2 separate regions of the Homo sapiens genome follow, and region 2 is linked to region 1. Evidence: chromatin contacts called from ENCODE Hi-C or POLR2A ChIA-PET data. All regions are on one chromosome and are shown on one strand. The core of a region is the stretch at or near the end of the contact, and the rest is flanking DNA. Distances in the headings are between cores, read along the strand shown.

Region 1 (5,331 bases), core at 1,080-3,579:
GCCCAAGGCCACACAGCTTGGGCAGTGTGGGAAGTCTGGCAGTCAACCTTGGTCTTAACCACTCTGCCTCCCACTCAGCACCCTTACCTGCCACAGCCTCTCTCCCACACACCGTCTCCAGCAGTCTCACCCTAACGCCCATGTCTCATCGCAACCCCATCCCCTCTTACTACACACTGCCTTTTTAAAATTACTGTCTTTTTTTTTTTTTTTTTTTGAGACAGGGTGTCACTCCAGCCCAGGCTAGAGTGCAGGGCTGCAATCATGGCTCACTACAGCTTCAACCTCCTACCTCAGCCTCTCGAGTAGCTGGGACTACAGGCATGCCCCACCACACCCATGCCTAATTTTTGTATTTTTAGTAGAGATAGAGTTTTGCCATGTTGCCCAGGCTCATCTCAAAGGCCTGAGCTCAAGTGATCTGCCCATCTTGGCCTCACAAAATGCTGGGATTACAGGCATGAGCCACCATGCCCAGACTCTTGTTATTTTTAAGAATAATTTTGTGCTGGGCGTGGTGGCTCACGCCTGTAATCCCAACACTTTGGGAGGCCGAGGCGGGCGGGTCACGAGGTCAGGAGATCAAGACCACGGTGAAACCCTGTCTCTACTAAAAATACAAAAAATTAGCTGGGCGCAGTGGCGGGTGCCTGTAGTCCCAGCTACTCGGGAGGCTGAGGCAGGAGAATGGCGTGAACCCAAAAGGCGGAGCTTGCAGTGAGCCGAGATGGCGCCACTGCACTCCAGCCTGGGTGACAGAGCGAAACTCCATCTCAAAAAAAAAAAAAAAAAAAAAAGAATAATTGTATAAAATGTATTTTTTTGAAACAGAGTCTCACTAGGTTGCCGAGGATGATCTCTAACTCCTGGACTCAAGCAATCCTCCTGTCTCAGCCTTCCAAAGTGCTGGGATTACAGGTGCGAACCACATCAACCAGCAGAAAAAATAATTTATTGAGGTGGGTGCAGTGGTTCATGCCTGTAATCCCAGCATTTTAGGAGGCCAAGACAGGAGGATCACTTGAGCTCAGGAGTTTGTTTATTTTTTTGTTTTGTTTTGTTTTTTGTTTTTGTTTTTTTTTTTTGAGTCTTGCTCTTGTCGCCCAGGCTAGAGTGCAGTGGCGTGATCTCGGCTTACTGCAACCTCTGCCTCCTGGGTTCAAGCGATTCTCCTGCCTCAGCCTCCTAAGTAGCTGGGATTACAGGCGTTCACCACCACACCATACTAATTGTTGTAATTTTAGTAGAGACGGGGTTTCGCCATGTTGGCCAGGCTGGTCTCGAACTCCTGACCTCAGGTGATCTGCCCACCTTGGCCTCCCAGTGCTGGGATTACAAGCATGAGCCATTGCGCCTGGGTGAGCTCAGGAGTTTGACAGCAGCCTGGGCAATGCAGCAAGACCCTGTCTCTACAAATAAATAAATAAAAATAAAATAAATACATAAAGTGAACAATTCAGTGGCATTTAGTCCATTCACAACGTTGTGCAAAACCGCCACTTCTATCTAGATCCAACGCATTTCCATCACTCCAAAGTAAAACCCCTTACTCACTATGTAGTCTCTCCCCATTCTTTCCTCTCTCCAACCCCTGGCAACTACCAGTGTCTGCTTTCTGTCTCTATGGATTTCTCTATTCTGGATATTTCATACAAGTTGACTCATACTATAGGTGACCTCTTGTGTCTGGCTTTTTTCATTTCACGTAAGGTTTGCAAGGTTCGTCCACTTTATAGCATGGATCAGTATTTCATTCCTTCTCATGGGTGAATAATGTTGTACAGCATGGATATACCACCATTTGTTTATCCATTCATCTGCAGATGGGCATTTAGGCTGTCTGTTCCCACTTTTTGGCTATTGTGAATAGTCAGTTGCTGCCTGTTCCTCCTCCCTAAAACCCTGTGAATGAGGACAGTTGTTCATCCCCATTCCCCAGAAGACAACATTGAGGTTCATTTGTGATACAGATGGTGACTTGAACTGAAGCCCCTGCCGCCCAAATGAAAGTGCCCTTCTTACATCCTTGTCTCCCACCAGCCATTCACCCATCCCAAGTGTCATGCCTTCCCTGGGCATCTGTTACCACATTCTGGGCTCTGTGCCAACTGCTGGCCACCTGGTGTGGACAGCTCAGGCCAAGTCCCAGACTCTACTATAGTCTGAAGCTGCAGAGGCCTGGAGGCTGCAGTCTCACCCTCTGGGATGGGCTCCTGTCCAGCCAAGGAGTCCCAGGATCCAGGGCCAGGGGCCAGGCATACCACATCCAAGATGCGTATAGACAGGAGTGCCCTGCTCCTGCCCTCCCTGGATCCCAGTATTCCTCAATGCACAGAGGAAGATGGCCCCCAGCAGATGGCTCCAGAGATCTGCACAGCAAAACCATTGAGTGGAACGGGAACGGCTGGGCTGAGAGGGCCGTCAGAAAACACTGAACTCAGAGCCCTGAAGAGAGTGGGGCAGCCAGTAAGGGTTTCCCATGCAAATTGGTCACTGCACCTCTCAAATGTAAACACACTAGAAACAGCACTTCGCTGGGACCATTCCTTCCTGCTGTGTAACTTTTTTTTTTTTTTTTTTTTTTTGAGACAAGTTCTTGCTCTGTCACCCAGGCTGACATGCAGTAACAATTACGGCTCACAGGGCTCACTGCAGCCTCAACATCCTGTGTTCAACTGATCCTCCCACCTCAGCCGCCTGAGTAGCTGGAACTATAGGCACGCACCACCATGTCTAGCTAATTTTTTGTATTTTTTATAGAGATGGAGGGTCTCACCATGTTGCTCAGGCTGGCCTGGAACTCCTGGGCTCAAGTGATCCTCCTGCCTTGGCCTCCCAAAGTGCTGGAATTACAGGTGTGAGCCACTGAACCTTGCTGCTGTGTAACCTTGAGCCAAACCTTCTCTGAGCCATCTCTGCCTAAAAGCAGGGTTCAGGGATCTAGAATTCCAGATTCTAGGGTGGGAGGAGTGGGTTGTCCTTGCAGAGCCCCTCCTGTTAAAGACTACATCCACTCAAGCTGTCTCTTTGTGTAAGATGGTGTGACTATGACCACTACGCGGACCACTGCCTTCCTGGCCTTTCACGAAACCACCTTCTGCCACACATTAGCCTGTTAATGGGACCATCCTCAGAGGGTTTCTGACATTCCATGTGGGGACGAACAGTCACAATAATCACTACTGGCTGGGCACTGTGGTGCATGCCTGTAATCCCAGTGCTTTGGGAGATCAAGGTGGGAGGATTGCTTGAGCCCAAGAGTTTGAGACCAGCCTGGGCAACATAGTAAGACTCCATCTCTACAAAAAATTTTAAAATCTACCCAGGCATGGTAGCACATACCTGTGCTACAAGTCTCAGCTACTTGAAAAGCTGATGCAGGAGGATCACTTGACCCCAGGAGTTCGAGGCTGCAGTGAGATGTGATTGCACCACTGCACTCTAGCCTGAATGACAAGACTGAGACCCTGTCTCTAAAAAAAAAAAAAGTCACTACTGCCTCTCAGACTCCCTTTCACACATGACAGAGGCCTGACAAATTTGCACTGAATGAATAAATGAACGAACGAACAATCTGTCACTCATTTCCCAACTTCTAGCCTCTCTCTTCTAGTCTATTTACCTACACAGCTGCCACGTGAACCTTCAGATCCTGCTGCTCCTGCAAGCTGTGTGTTCAGACAAATTGCTGAACTTAGCTGAGCCTTCAATTCCTCAACTACAAACAGGGACTCTACTTGGGTAATTAGGAAGATTGAAAGAAAGCATAAGCACAGCATCTCAAGGGCTAAGGAGGAGTCCAGGAAAAGCTGTTGAAGGAAAGCTGTTTCTCCCCACCCCACCCCATAACACCCCACACCACCCTGATCCTCTAATCTCTCTGTTCCAAAGGCTGCAGGAAAGAGCCCAGCCCCTGGGCTGGCCCCTGGCTATATGTAAATGTTTATGCCAAGCCCAGCCTCCTAAGGACAAGTTATTTGCTTTGCTTGTAATTAATTGCAGAAGGCCTGCCTGGGTAATAAACTCTGCCGAAGAAATATAAACAGTTTGCACAGAGCTTCAAATCCATTGTGAGGCCAAGAGAAAGGGTCTGCTAGGAATGGAATGTTCTCCCCAGTCTTCCTCTAAGCTGGAGGCAGAGAGATCACTGAAGGTCAGAACTGAGAGGACCCTTGGAAATCATTTGAAAAATAGCACCTGGCATCATGACCTTGTTCCAGGCCCGGCTGAGCACTTGCTTTATATGGTACAGCTATTTTCCCATTCTAAAGATGAAGAAACTGAAGCTGAATGAAAGTGGCAGGGAACTTTCCCCAACTAGAAGGCAGCTGGGCTGAAAGTTGAATCTGGCTGGACTTTAGAGAAAAAGAAAGACAGCCATTCATTCAACAAAAATATCCCGTGTCCCCCGTGCCAGACACTGGTACCTGGTGACACAGCTCCTGCAGCACTTGCATTCCAGCAGGGAGAGGCATATTTCAGATGTTGAGGACTAAAATCTGATTTTTATTTTTTGAGGCGGAGTCTCGCTCTGTCGCCCAGTGGCGCGATCTCGGCTTACCGCAACCTCCGCCTCCCAGGTTCAAGCAATTCTGCCTCAGCCTCCCAAGTAGCTGGGATTACAAGCGCCTGCCACCACGCCTGGCTAATTTTTTGGTATTTTTAGTAGAGACAGGGTTTCACCATGTTGGCCAGGCTGGTTTTGAACTCTTGACCTCAAGTGATCCGTCCGCCTAGGCCTCCCAAAGTGCTGGGATTACAGGGGTGACCCACCATGCCTGGCCATGTCTGATTTTTTTTTTTACCTTGCCCAAATTCCTGTCTAAGGGGTCTGGGGAGTCATCTTCTACAAACCATGAATTCTCATTGTCAGGCCTCTGAGCCCAAGCTAAGACATCACAGCCCCCGTGACCTGCACGTATACATCCAGATGGCCTGAAGTAACTGAAGAATGACAAAAGAAGTGAAAATGGCCTGTTCCTGCCTTAACTGATGCCTTTATCTTGTGAAATTCCTTCTCCTGGCTCATCCTGGCTCAAAAGCTCCCCCGCTGAACACCTTGTGACCCCCACCCCTGCCCGCCAGAGAACAACCCCCTTTTGACTGTAATTTTCCTTTACCTACGCAAATCTTATAAAACGGCCCCACCCCTATCCCCCTCCACTGACTCTCTTTTCGGACTCAGCCCGCCTGCACCCAGGTGAAATAAACAGCCTTGTTGCTCACACAAAGCCTGTTTGGTGGTCTCTTCACACGGACTCGAGTGAAACTCATCAGTTGGGTTTTATGTAACCCTACATGTCGTGACTTACTTTCCAGTCTGACTCTGGC
Region 2 (5,331 bases), core at 1,739-4,238, 100 kb after region 1:
GCAGGCCCGCCACGCCCAGCCGCTCCGCCAGCGCCAGCACGGCCGCCGCCTCGTCCTCCGCGCGCAGCCGCACGCCCGCTCCGTACACGTAGTCGAGCACCACGGCCAGCGCCGCCGCCGCCCCGGCCGGGCTCGTGCCTGGCGCCTCGGGAGCTACTGGCACCACTGGCACCACGGCCGGGCCGCGCTCGGGCCGCCCGGCCGCGAACAAGCTGCGGAAGTAGGCGCTGCCCGCGCTGAGCGCCGCGCGGTGGCACGGAAAGTCGCGCCCGCCGGCGCGCAGCACCACGTCGGTGAGGGTGCCGCTCCGCCGGTAGGCGTTCAGGGCCTGCAGCACGCGCTGCGCGTGGCACGGACCCGCGCACGGCGCTTCGCAGCCCGGCTCCGACTCCTCCGGCGCATGGCCTTGCCGCATCCTGCCGGGGAGAGAACACAAACAGCGTCGGGGAAGCCACCTGGCTGCGCCCGGGAGAGGCGACAGCCCTCATCCGTTTATTTCCTCTCTTGACCATTTGTTCAGCGACTCTCCCCTCCGTTCAGCATCCAGGTTCCTTACGGCTACAGTGCCCCAGCCCCGCCTCACCAGCGCGACATTCTGCCCTGCCTACCCACTCAGACACAGTGCCCTTTTCGGTTCTTCAAACTTGCTAAGCGTTTTCCTATCGATATCTGCAGGTAACAGATGGCACGCTCTCAAACAGGGTAATCGGAGGAGGGTCTAATAAAGGAACTATTTTCAACAGCGGAGTAGGCGTTAGGGACTCCAGTAGGAGTAGGGCTGTGTCCCAGGATACTAACAGCAGGGCGCCTTGGCCGCCCCGGGGTCTGTAGCGGGAGAGCAGGGAAGTTACTGGAACCTGGAAATATATCTGTGTAAGGAGGGTCCCGTGACAGGAGCTGAAGCCCTGGGTCAAGGGACTCAGGCTGCCCCACAGAGACCCAGTGTGTGCATGTGCAGGGGAGAGAGGGTACAATAACTCCACCGCCCTCTGCTCAATCCAGCCTGTCTCCTGCCGATCTCCGGTAGGTGCTGGACACTGACCACACCCTGAGCACTCCCCTGACAGACAGCATCATACACACAGCTTTCGCGCAAACGAATTCGACAAGTATTTATTGGGAGCCCTTTCTGTGCCAGGCAGTGAGCAAGACAACCATAGTTACGGTGTGCCCGGAGCTCCCAGCCTGGCGGGGGTGCCATGGGGAGGCACCGGGTGTTAGGGGAGTTCATAGAAGGGCCGCTGGACCCAGGTGGAGGGGAGTCAGGGAGGGCGTCCCTGAGGGGAACCTTCCAGCTGAGAAGGATGGGCGAATTCTGAAAGGTTAGAGCCCAGGCTGAGGGAAGCTGGCCCTCTCTCTAGTGAGTTCTCTTGGTGTTCTCCAGGTAGCACCGTCAGAAAGTGGAAAGAACTCTAGGGACAAATGGGGATTCTAACCCAGTGCCTGCCACAGGCTTACGGTGTGGCCGGGGCAAGTCACTCCTCTCACCTGCCCGCCCTGGCCTCAGTTATCTCATCTGAAATGGGATCATCATCCCTACCTCACAGGGCTGTGGCTTCATGACTATTACATGGGCTGTATGAAAAGTGCTAGTACACAGTACGAGCTACATGGGTGTTTCCCTATATTGCTTTTACTCAAGAGGAAGGGAGGACACTGTGTGTGCCAGTTGCTTTTATAGACATAATTTAATTTCATCCTCACAAGCTGAGAAGTTTCTTTAGCCCACACCTGCCCCTTTAGTTTGTCATAAGGGAAACAAGCACACACAGGACACCCGCCCTTCAGAAGTTTGCGGCGAGGCTCAGCAGAGGGGTGTTTGTGAAGGCGCTCTGCAGACTGAGGGGCTGGGCCATGCTGGTTATGATTTGGCCATTATGAACACAAAACCTCTGCTTGCACACCTCCAGGGACAGGGAGCTCCCTCCTTTCCATCAGCTTACTCTAGGGGGCTCAGGTCCACCCTCTGCGCCCTGCCTCTCCTTCCATCCTCCTGCTCCCAGCTGCTCTGCTGCCTCTGGAGGTCAGATCCCGCCTAGTGTCAGCCTGGCTTTCATGCCCTGGTCATCCAGGGCAGCGGATCCCCTGGTCAGCATCATGAGAGATGAGCTCCCTGGTGGGCAAGAAAGTTAACTACTTTTGCCCAAGTAGAGCGACTGGATCCTGAATCCACCTGGCTCCAGGGTTTGCATGCCACACTTGCCAGGGTGGGGGTGTGTCCCAAGGAGCAGCCAGGACCGGTGGAAGGAAGTGAGACCGGTCATCACAGCACGCTGCAACCAGTCTGTCCTCCACTGGCTCAGAAAGCACAACCATGCTCTGAGTTGAGACTCAAGAGGGCAGGTCTCATCAGCATAAGGATGGACTTCTTGCAAAGGTGCCCCACAGCACAAGCAGCTCCCTGGGGGAGAAAGAGTCCCCTCCTAGGAAGTGTGTCAGTACTTTTTCATTTTACTGTCTACTGCGCTGGGCACTCTGGACACACAGTGACATCAGATCCAGCATTCACTCTGGGGATCCCCAGTCTGGGGGTCAAACGACACCCAGTTGGAACACAGAAGGTAAAAATTCCCAGGTAGGGCTCAATGGGTATCCTCCCTTCTCGGCTGAGTCTAGGCACTTCAAGCCAGGGGTCATGATGCAGATTGAAGGGCCCAGCCTATAGAAGCTGACTCGAACATGCCACCATCACTCTTTTACACACCCACATCCACTTGAAGCCATTACCCAAGCACCTCCTCCGCATCCTCCCCATCTCAGACTTGCGGACACCACGCAGCCGGGTCAGCCCTGCAGCCTAAGCCTTGCCCCATGCACCTGGCACTTACCTGGCCATACCCTCTCCCAAGTGCTCCGCAGCTGCTGCTCTCACAGGTATCACTCCCGTTTGTGCCTGCCGCCCGCACCCCTGGCAGCCCAAGCTCCAGTGTTCATGCTGCTCTGCCCAGACTCCCGTTTGCTGTTCGCTCGGGCTCAGCTGCGGGAGGACAAAGGGGCTGGACGCCAGGAGGGAGGGGAAGGGAGGGGAAGGGAGAAGCGAGCAGGGAGGGGGATGCTGGGCTTTTGTTCCACTCTTGGACTAGCCCTGGGAGGGAGGGAAAGAAAGGGGGGGCATAAGAGTGGGATTGACTGTGTGTGGAACTCCAGGATTTGGTATGCCTGGGTTTGGGGGTGACCTGGTGCTGGCCTTGTCCCGGAATGACGATGGGTTCGAAGGTGTGTGGTGCTGGAGTTGGGGTGTGGGAGGGGTGTCATCATGCAGTTGTAGGCATGTAGGTTTCAGGGTGACTATGCGTGATTGTGGAAGTACATGGAATGAAGTGACTGTGTAGCATTGGGCTGCGTGTGGACATGTGGCTGTGTGACCATGTAGATGCCAATGTGACTAAGCATGTGGGGCGGGGGGCACAGTGGCTCTGAGTCTCATTCCCTTGAGCTCAGGGAGAGGCGGGAGCTGACCTCTGCCCCAGGAAGCAGAGCACTTGCCAGACATTCAGTAGCAGGGGCAGGAGGGCCGGTCCTCGAGGTTACTGTGGGGGCCCAGTGGAGCTTCCAACATTTGCAGAGGGCTCTTTTCTTTTTTACCTATAAGGTGCCAGAATCTCCTAGACCCCAAGAATTCTATCCAGAAGATCCCTGTTTGGAAGAGACACGTCCCTTGGCTCCCAGGAAGCATGGAGTTAATTTGATGCAGGCTGGAGCTGGGGCTCAGCTTCCCCCTTTTCCCTCAGGTCACACCCATGACCAGGCAGACTCTCAGGACAAAGAGGGGAGTTACAGGCCTGCTCTGACACCACCACTGACTCCTGCCCACAGACAGCAGAGGTCCCAAGGACTGGAAGGAAAGGACACCTGTGGTCCCAGGGCTGTACTTTGGCTTTCAGCTCAGGTGCCCCCAGTCCTGGGCATGGGCATGGGCCCTCCTCAGGCAGGTCCAAAGCTCGGAGAAGTCAAAGCCAAACTCCTGGCATGGGGAAGAGGCCTCCCTGTGCTGAGGGCTTGTCCCAACATAGCCGGGAGGTTCAGAATGCCTTCATGTGGCTGTGAGGGCACCTGCCAGTCCCACTCCCAGCCCTACATTGGACCCAGGAGCCCTCCCCCTCTGCGTGTCATTCCTAGCTTATGGGAGGCACACATATGCGCTGGGGCCAGAGTCTGGATGGGATTCTGGCTTGGCCTGTTCTAAGCTGTGTGGCTTTTGGAGGTCACTTTACCTCTCCAAGACTGTCTCCCCATCCACCATATGAGGATACCGGCTCCCAGCCACTGGCACCATGGCGGACCCAGGGAAGGGGAGGCACCATTCTGCCACTTTCCCATTCATTCCTGAGAATGGTTCCTCCTCAGATTATAGGGTCAGAACTGAAACCTAGACCCAGCGCACTTGTCCCCACCCTCCTGCTGGCAATTCAGAGACAACACACATCAAGATGGCAGCTTTAATCACATTGGCCAAGGGCCCTAGGTTCCCTCTGTTCAGGCCCACTTAGCCACACACCCACCCTGGCCATATCCAGAACACTTCTACCAGGTGGGCCCTGCCCTGTGGCCACTGATGTGGGAACCTGAGGTCACATCAGTCTGTGGACTCCTGGGTTAGGTGACCCTTCTGCCTTGAGGTCTGCTGGACACCTGGGCATGGGATCCAGTAGTCCTGAGCTCACTCTTTTGGCCATCTCCAGCTGCTCCTAGAGGACGTGGCTCAGGCCCGCTCCTGGGGCAGGGGGTTGGCGGTGGCATGAGGTGGGTTGGGGAGGAGGACGTGTCTCCACATTGCAGCTGGCTTCCTCCTGGGCTGAACCTCCTTGTGCTTTGAGACTGACAGGAAGAGCAGAGTTGCTTCAGGTAGAGGCTCGGCCCAGGCCCTTGGGGCAGGATAACAGCAGAGAACTCAGGTGCCTCCTGGCACAGACAGGAGGACAGATGGCACAGGTGAGCATCCACACACTCCATTGCCACAGGGGGTATGGCATGGCCCATGACCCATCAAAGCTTCCAGGTCGGGATACAGGAGAGGGCCTCAGAAGAGGGGGACCAAGCCCTAGGCCCCATACTTCCCAGAAGGAGCCCCAGGCCTGCAGGGGCATCTGAAAGGATGGAGTCCTGGCCCAGCTGGGCCTCAGGAGACAGGGAGTCCCCCTCAAGAGAGGCTGCGGCTGACAAGGGGCTGGAGCCCACAAGGAGGCTGTGGAGCCCGCTCCCAGAGCACTCCGAGTTCAGACACACTTCCACCAGCTCTCCTAGGCTCCCCAGCTTCTGTGTCAGGTACAGGTGGGACAGACATGTCTTCAGCTAACGCCCACTCCGCTCTATGAGGGTCTTGGTGTGGCT

Evidence for each region. Hi-C counts contacts between places; a loop is a spot of excess contacts on that map. ChIA-PET counts read pairs that join two places held with the same protein, here RNA polymerase II (POLR2A). Pooled maps may share reads with other maps.
Region 2: a loop to region 1 is called in a pooled map, with 4 times the contacts of the local background. The contact joins the promoter of KLHL35 here to the enhancer-like site in region 1. A Hi-C loop is called at or near these places in 2 of 168 maps with a recorded cell type or tissue (PC-9 and endothelial cell of hepatic sinusoid), 1 of 37 single-sample maps with no recorded cell type and 9 of 50 pooled maps. POLR2A ChIA-PET finds 5 or more read pairs at or near these places in 2 of 52 experiments (naive thymus-derived CD4-positive, alpha-beta T cell and naive thymus-derived CD8-positive, alpha-beta T cell).

What each region holds. Positions count from the first base shown.
Region 1 is chr11:75,326,527-75,331,857 of GRCh38, forward strand. All of the region lies in intron 1 of ARRB1 (arrestin beta 1), which reads right to left. Among named protein-coding and RNA genes, the nearest start is that of MIR326, 6.0 kb to the right of the region's middle. RefSeq lists enhancers at 1-32, 33-565, 2,762-2,851, 4,425-4,958, 4,959-5,331. Within about 2 kb of position 2,330, at least 22 of the 41 ENCODE cell types and tissues checked have a DNase peak (open chromatin) inside an H3K27ac peak, as active enhancers do.
Region 2 is chr11:75,430,215-75,435,545 of GRCh38, forward strand. It overlaps KLHL35 (kelch like family member 35), which reads right to left and starts at 2,989. Exons shown (of 7, transcript NM_001039548.3): 1 at 2,829-2,989; 2 at 1-416. The coding sequence starts at 415. GDPD5 (glycerophosphodiester phosphodiesterase domain containing 5) reads right to left here. Exons shown (of 17, transcript NM_030792.8): 17 at 4,426-5,331. The coding sequence ends at 5,293. RefSeq lists silencers at 1-18, 99-338 and an enhancer at 1,627-2,513.